Linked DNA regions of Homo sapiens: region 1 is linked to region 2. A link is a loop called in an ENCODE intact Hi-C map of the cell type or tissue named here. Cell type or tissue: IMR-90. All regions are shown on one strand. Each heading gives the region's core, and the rest is flanking DNA. Links, peaks and the distances in the headings are about the cores only. Region 1 overlaps LINC02147 (long intergenic non-protein coding RNA 2147). Region 2 overlaps LINC02147 (long intergenic non-protein coding RNA 2147).

What was found. Hi-C counts contacts between places; a loop is a spot of excess contacts. Peaks named below come from ENCODE experiments on the same cell type or tissue, not always from the same donor. Only the 100,000 strongest peaks of a DNase experiment are listed, where the experiment ranks them.
Region 1: a loop joins it to region 2, with 2.7 times the contacts of the local background. A loop is called at or near these places in 1 of 110 quality-filtered maps.

What each region holds. Positions count from the first base shown.
Region 1 is chr5:117,802,154-117,804,968 of GRCh38, reverse strand. All of the region lies in intron 1 of LINC02147 (long intergenic non-protein coding RNA 2147), which reads right to left. Among named protein-coding and RNA genes, the nearest start is that of LINC02147, 73 kb to the right of the region's middle. In IMR-90, for the core only: no CTCF peak of the experiment used is centred there; a DNase peak (open chromatin) is centred at 1,248; H3K27ac peaks cover 1,498 bases.
Region 2 is chr5:117,888,259-117,891,073 of GRCh38, reverse strand. The region is part of intron 1 of LINC02147 (long intergenic non-protein coding RNA 2147); the gene reads right to left. Among named protein-coding and RNA genes, the nearest start is that of LINC02147, 160 kb to the right of the region's middle. RefSeq lists enhancers at 2,015-2,194, 2,225-2,374. In IMR-90, for the core only: no CTCF peak of the experiment used is centred there; a DNase peak (open chromatin) is centred at 1,263; H3K4me3 peaks cover 345 bases; H3K27ac peaks cover 739 bases.

The DNA of each region.
Region 1 (2,815 bases), core at 25-2,524, 86 kb after region 2:
CAATTTTTCTTTTACACCACTTCTTTTCAGTGTAAAGAGACTCTTGAAATGTTCATCATGTCTATGTATCCTAGAATAGGCTCAACACTCAAGAAACTATCACCCATAAAGGTAAAACCTAGAAGACATTGCATTGTTCTCTGTACCTATTTCCATCTGTTGCTCTCTATTAACTTGTTATGTGAACTCTTTGAGACATTAGGTTAATTCCTTATACGTGCAGAATCAAATGTTATGAAATGAACTGTTTAGTATGACAATTTTCCTTTTAATTCAACATCTTTGCATGAAAAAAAAATTTACAGAGCAGGGATACAATTTCCTTCTCCAGAGTGTGATAACACAAATGTTAATAAACCATTCTTAGTTCAGAGAGGAGAAAAGCCTCCCTTCTCCCTGTCACTTCTCCCACTTGCACCTCTCTCCTCCGTAATCTATTACAGAGCTATCTTCCCGTTAATAACACAAAGTGAAATAAACAAATTCTATAATTAAAAGGTATTCCAAAATATATAGCAATAATTATAAATAATCAGAACACCAAGCAAAAGCTAATATTCTTCGGTAATTATGAGGTACTTGGCTATAGAGTTTTATTTCTCTGGTTAACTTTATATATTTAAATACAAACAACTTTGAGTTAAAATCTGTTTATGAAGTATATTTCCTTGAAAAGTTTTGCTTTTTTCCCTTCATCAAGAAGGAGGTAACATTTGATCCTTGTTTCATTGCGTTGTGCACTTAATAAATTTTGCGGTTCAAACCTTTTCCTAAGTAACTTTGGAAATGTGTATTTTAGAAAAAAATACATACACCAAATTTTATATTTATTACTGTGTAAAGAATATTCTCTCTTATCACTGTAAAACAAAATGAAACAAAAAAACTGAGTTGTAAACTCTGAAATGCAGATTTTATGATAATGTTTATTTTTTGAAAACTAAATGGGGCTCATAGGTATGTTATTTTTTCTAGAGTTTTTCTGCTTTGCCCTAAAAATAATTTCTGGTATAAATCCATACCAAGACCTTAGAGGGAATAAAAATACTCCTGAAATGCCCAATAAAATTTAATGACACCCTAGAATGTCTCCAGATAACAAGGCAATTACAAATGCACACAGTCTCCATGACTCCATTTCTAAGGGATTATGTAGTACATGTCTGTCATTCCTAAGCAGAAAAATAGTAACGCCGATGGGATGCTAGAATATATACACATAGTTATGAGGATAATCATCCTTGCCCTCAGGAAATACAGATATTAAGCAAACATAAATAAATATGCAATTACTAACTCTGGTAAGTGCTGAGCCTAACTCCAAACTACAGGAAAACTCCCAGGAATTTCATCTTCTGCTGTTATTCTAGATAAACTGAGAATTGCATGCAAACAAATGAAACAAGCCTCTGCTGCGCATGGTATTCAAAGTATATATAATGTCTATTTCCTCTTGACAAGTAGGTTAAATATGCCACACGTGATATTAGAAAGAATGGGATGAATATAAAGCTGCTAATAATCTCTATATTTGCCCATATATATTTTCAGAAAGTCTACTCTTTAATTACAAAGGACTATATAGCTCTTATTGTGGAATTCTTCTGTCATGTAACTATGGAAATGAATTTAGATAGCTAATTTTTTTATATCATAGGGTGAAAATTCTCTCAATAATCAGTCGCATTCATTTTTGCACCGAATAAATATTTATCAATGTTCCCTTTGTGTCAGGTGATATTCCTGAGATTGGAGAACGAAACAGTAGCCTTGCCTTGTCAGGGATACCGATTAGTTGTAAAGATAGCTATTAAGCTAATATACGAACATATACTATATAGTTACAAACTATGGTAGGAAAAGAACAAGGCACTGAAAGAGGGAACGATTCAGAAAAACTCATTAATTTGGGGTGATGGTAATTTTAGCACAAAGAAATAGAAATTTAACAAGGTTCAACACTTGAGATTCTGCCCAAAGTTCTCTTAAACCAAAACTCTTGGTCAGCAATTATGCCATAACCAAAATGTCAGAATTCCTACCAAGGTCCTTGGTTTGCAGAGTATCATCTATATCAGGAATTTCCTTTTTAAAATATATTTTAATGTGGAGAACCTCAAATTTTTTGTTGTCACTAGGTCAAAAGACAAATGACAGTTCATGTGAGTCTTTGTAACACTAATTTTCCTAATAGAGAGGGTTCCTACAAATCCTTTTTTTTAATCAAAGCACCCTCTTTTCTTCCCTTGTTTAGTACTCTCCAGTGTCTATTGTTCCCATAGTTTTTGTCTACGTGTATTTAATATTTAGCTCCCACTTACAAAATAGAACATGCAGTATTTGGTTTCCTGTTCTTGCGTTAAGATAATGACCTTCATCCATGTTGCTACAAAGGACATATTTTAGTGAAGAAATACTTGAGACTGGGTAATTTATAAAGAAAAGAGGTTTAGTTGACTCACAGTTCTGCATTACTTAGGGGGCCTCAGAAAACCTATAATCATGATGGAAGGCAAAGGAGAAGCAGGCACCTTCTTCACAGGGTGGCAGGATGGAGTGAGTGCAAGCAGGGGAAATACCTGATGCTTATAAAACCATCAAATCTAGGGAGACTCACTCATTAGCACCAGAACAGCATGTGGAAAGCCACACCCATGAATCAATTATCTCCACCTGGTCCCACCTTTGACACGTGGGGATTATAGGCATTAGAATTCAAAGTGGGATTTGGGTGGGGGCACAGAGCCAAGCCATATCAAGACATAATTTTCTTAATTTTTTATGGCTGCATAGTATTCCATGGTGTGTATGTAGC
Region 2 (2,815 bases), core at 79-2,578:
AAATGCCTGACACATACTAACAACTAAATAATTACTAGTTTGGGAATGAAATGGCCTAAGTCTTACTGGACTGTACTCTCCTAGTGAGAGTTCTCCATATTCACATATTCACAGATGAAGAAACCTTCACATTGGTAATAGAAAAGAAATCTCCTAGTTCATGTTCCCAGATTATCCAAGTGTCTATGACACAAATGAAAAGTAAAATATAAAGAGGAAAAGGCAATTGGCTCTTCCCTCTTCTTTGGAGTCACAGTTGTTAAACTTCAGTGGATAATATAAAAACAGACTATTTGCATCCTTTCAGAATTGCATCAGCTCGTTCCCACGTGTTAAATAGTCAGATCAGACATGAAAATATTTACCTTAGGTATTAGTCAATAATGTTCAATTTTTTTCCTTTTAGAAAGTTGAACAAATGCAACAAATGCACACACATTAGTGTGACATTTAGAACTTTTATTCTGGTAAAATATTTCATAAAATAGATTCTCACACAGTTATAATTCACAATAATTTACTGGCCGGGTGCAATGGCTCACACCTGTAATCCCAGCACTTTGGGAGGCTGAGGTGGACAGATCACAAGGTCAGGAGATCGAGACCATCCTGGCTAGCACGGTGAAACCCCGTCTCTACTAAAAATACAAAAAAATTATCTGGGCATGGTGGCGGGTTCCTGTAGTCCCAGCTACTCAGGAGGCTGAGGCAGGAGAATTGCTTGAACGTGGGTGGCAGAGGTTACAGTGAACCGAGATCATGCCACTGCACTCCAGCCTGGGCAACAGAGCAAGACTCCGTCTCAATAATAATAATAATAATAATAATAATTTATCTAGCATTTACCATTACAAAAAAAGTTAAAAAAATAAAGACGAAGTTATTTTAATCAAGTCCAGATGCATTTATAGATTGATTTTGGCAAAATAGATTCTATTCAAAAGCAAACTAATATTTCCTTTGATTTATCTGAAATAAGGGTCATTCCACTTTCTTATAGACAATTATGAATTTTAGTAGAAATGATAATCCAAAAGCAATATTGGTTTGACTTATATAAAAATAAAACTATAAAGCTGCTTAAATTTTCCCTTCAAACTGAAGAAACAAGCAAGATCTACTGCTCCAAATTGCCACTATTTGAAGTATCAAGAAAATGATCATACTGCATATCAGGTTCTTTTGGAGAAGTCTGTTAACACTTAAACTCAGTCATCAAATGGTTTCCCCATCACATGAGAATGTAAGCTACAAAGTAGATTTAATCTGTAAAAGGAAATGACTAATGTACAAATGTTTCTCTGGTGCTCAAGATGTGTGCTTTTTTCTGTTACTGGGTAAACTGCAATAATTGGTCTACTTCCAACAGAGTGCAGAAGAGGTGAACCAATAAATTTGTATTGACAGAGGATGGAAAATGTCAGTTATCCTAGGGAAGAGAGAATGCAAAGTCCTAGGCAGAAAGAAGATGCCACAGACAGACATACACCATAGCAGATGTTTGGGAATAAAGGGAGAAGTAGAATCAAGACACAGGATACCACTGACTACTTCAGGTCCAGTCCACTGGAGAAGCTCAATTGATTAACATCCTCTATCACCAACACCCTTCCCTTAGGCCTTCATCCCTCTTGACTGCACAGTGAGGTTGCCAGTCTCCCAGCACCCTACCTGTGTCAACCTCCGTTTTGCATATTCTGTGACATATATAAACAGTGAGGCTATTGTGATTGACATAAGCCAATCATATTTTAAATGGATATGAGCAAGGAAAAAAAAAAAACAAGTGAACACTAGTGCTTTGGGAGCAATTCCTTCTAAAATGTTCATGAAAATATCCAAATCAAGGAGAAACATGCACAAGAGAAATGAGATCCACGTCATAAACAATGAGAAATTTTAGCTAAATCTAGAGAACATGAGATGAGATTAGAGAAAAAACCAAATGTGTTTCCTTTGCCTAAGAACAGTCTGCATAAGAAATAACCAAAGGAGATACTGGTGGAAGCTTGTCCAATCTTTAATAAACAGGGTAAGTTTAGAGGTGAAGCCAGCTGTGGGGCAGTCAGGGGACCTGCTTCAAACTCACTGATGCTTATAGGATGGGTTCAGTTTGCTGAAGCCACACTGAGCTGCAAGCCTCTTGCTCTGAAGATAAAAGGGAACCTGAAGAGATTGGCTTTTGACAAGAGCAGCTGTGTCAGGTCCAAAACAGAGCTTCTGATGGTTTGGGAAAACATGAAACAGGAACTCTTCCTTGCAGAGGCAAACTTTCCGATTCTAGCTTTCATTTTCTCTTTACACTCAGGCTGCCATATCTCTGAATTTACATAGTGAATGTTTCCAATTCAGATGAAAGTTGAAAAGAAAATAATAGATTTACCGTAATTTCAGATAGATATCCTCACCAATCCCAGAGGAACCTTATTTCTATTCCAATTTATCCATCCTTATCAGTGAGATTAATACTTTCCAGTAAATAGGGAAAAAAATCACATATCTTTAAAAAGATAATATGTTCCAAGAAATCAGACCAAATACATCCTCTGAAATAGAGTACTGCAAAGAATAAAAAAGACATTTTCAAATGTTTAATTTGTATTTTAACAAGATTTTGAGATATTGCATCTATGAAACCAGAATAGCCCTGTGCAAAAAGGGAAAGAGGTGAGGAAAATCACTCTTTCAAAAGTCTCTTTTGTTCAGCTGCTTTGTTGGAGGCACTGAGCTGAGCTCTGAAGACACTGTTGTAAATGATGAAAACACACTTCCTGCCTTTAACAATGTCTGCATTTAAATGGTAAGCTATTCCCCT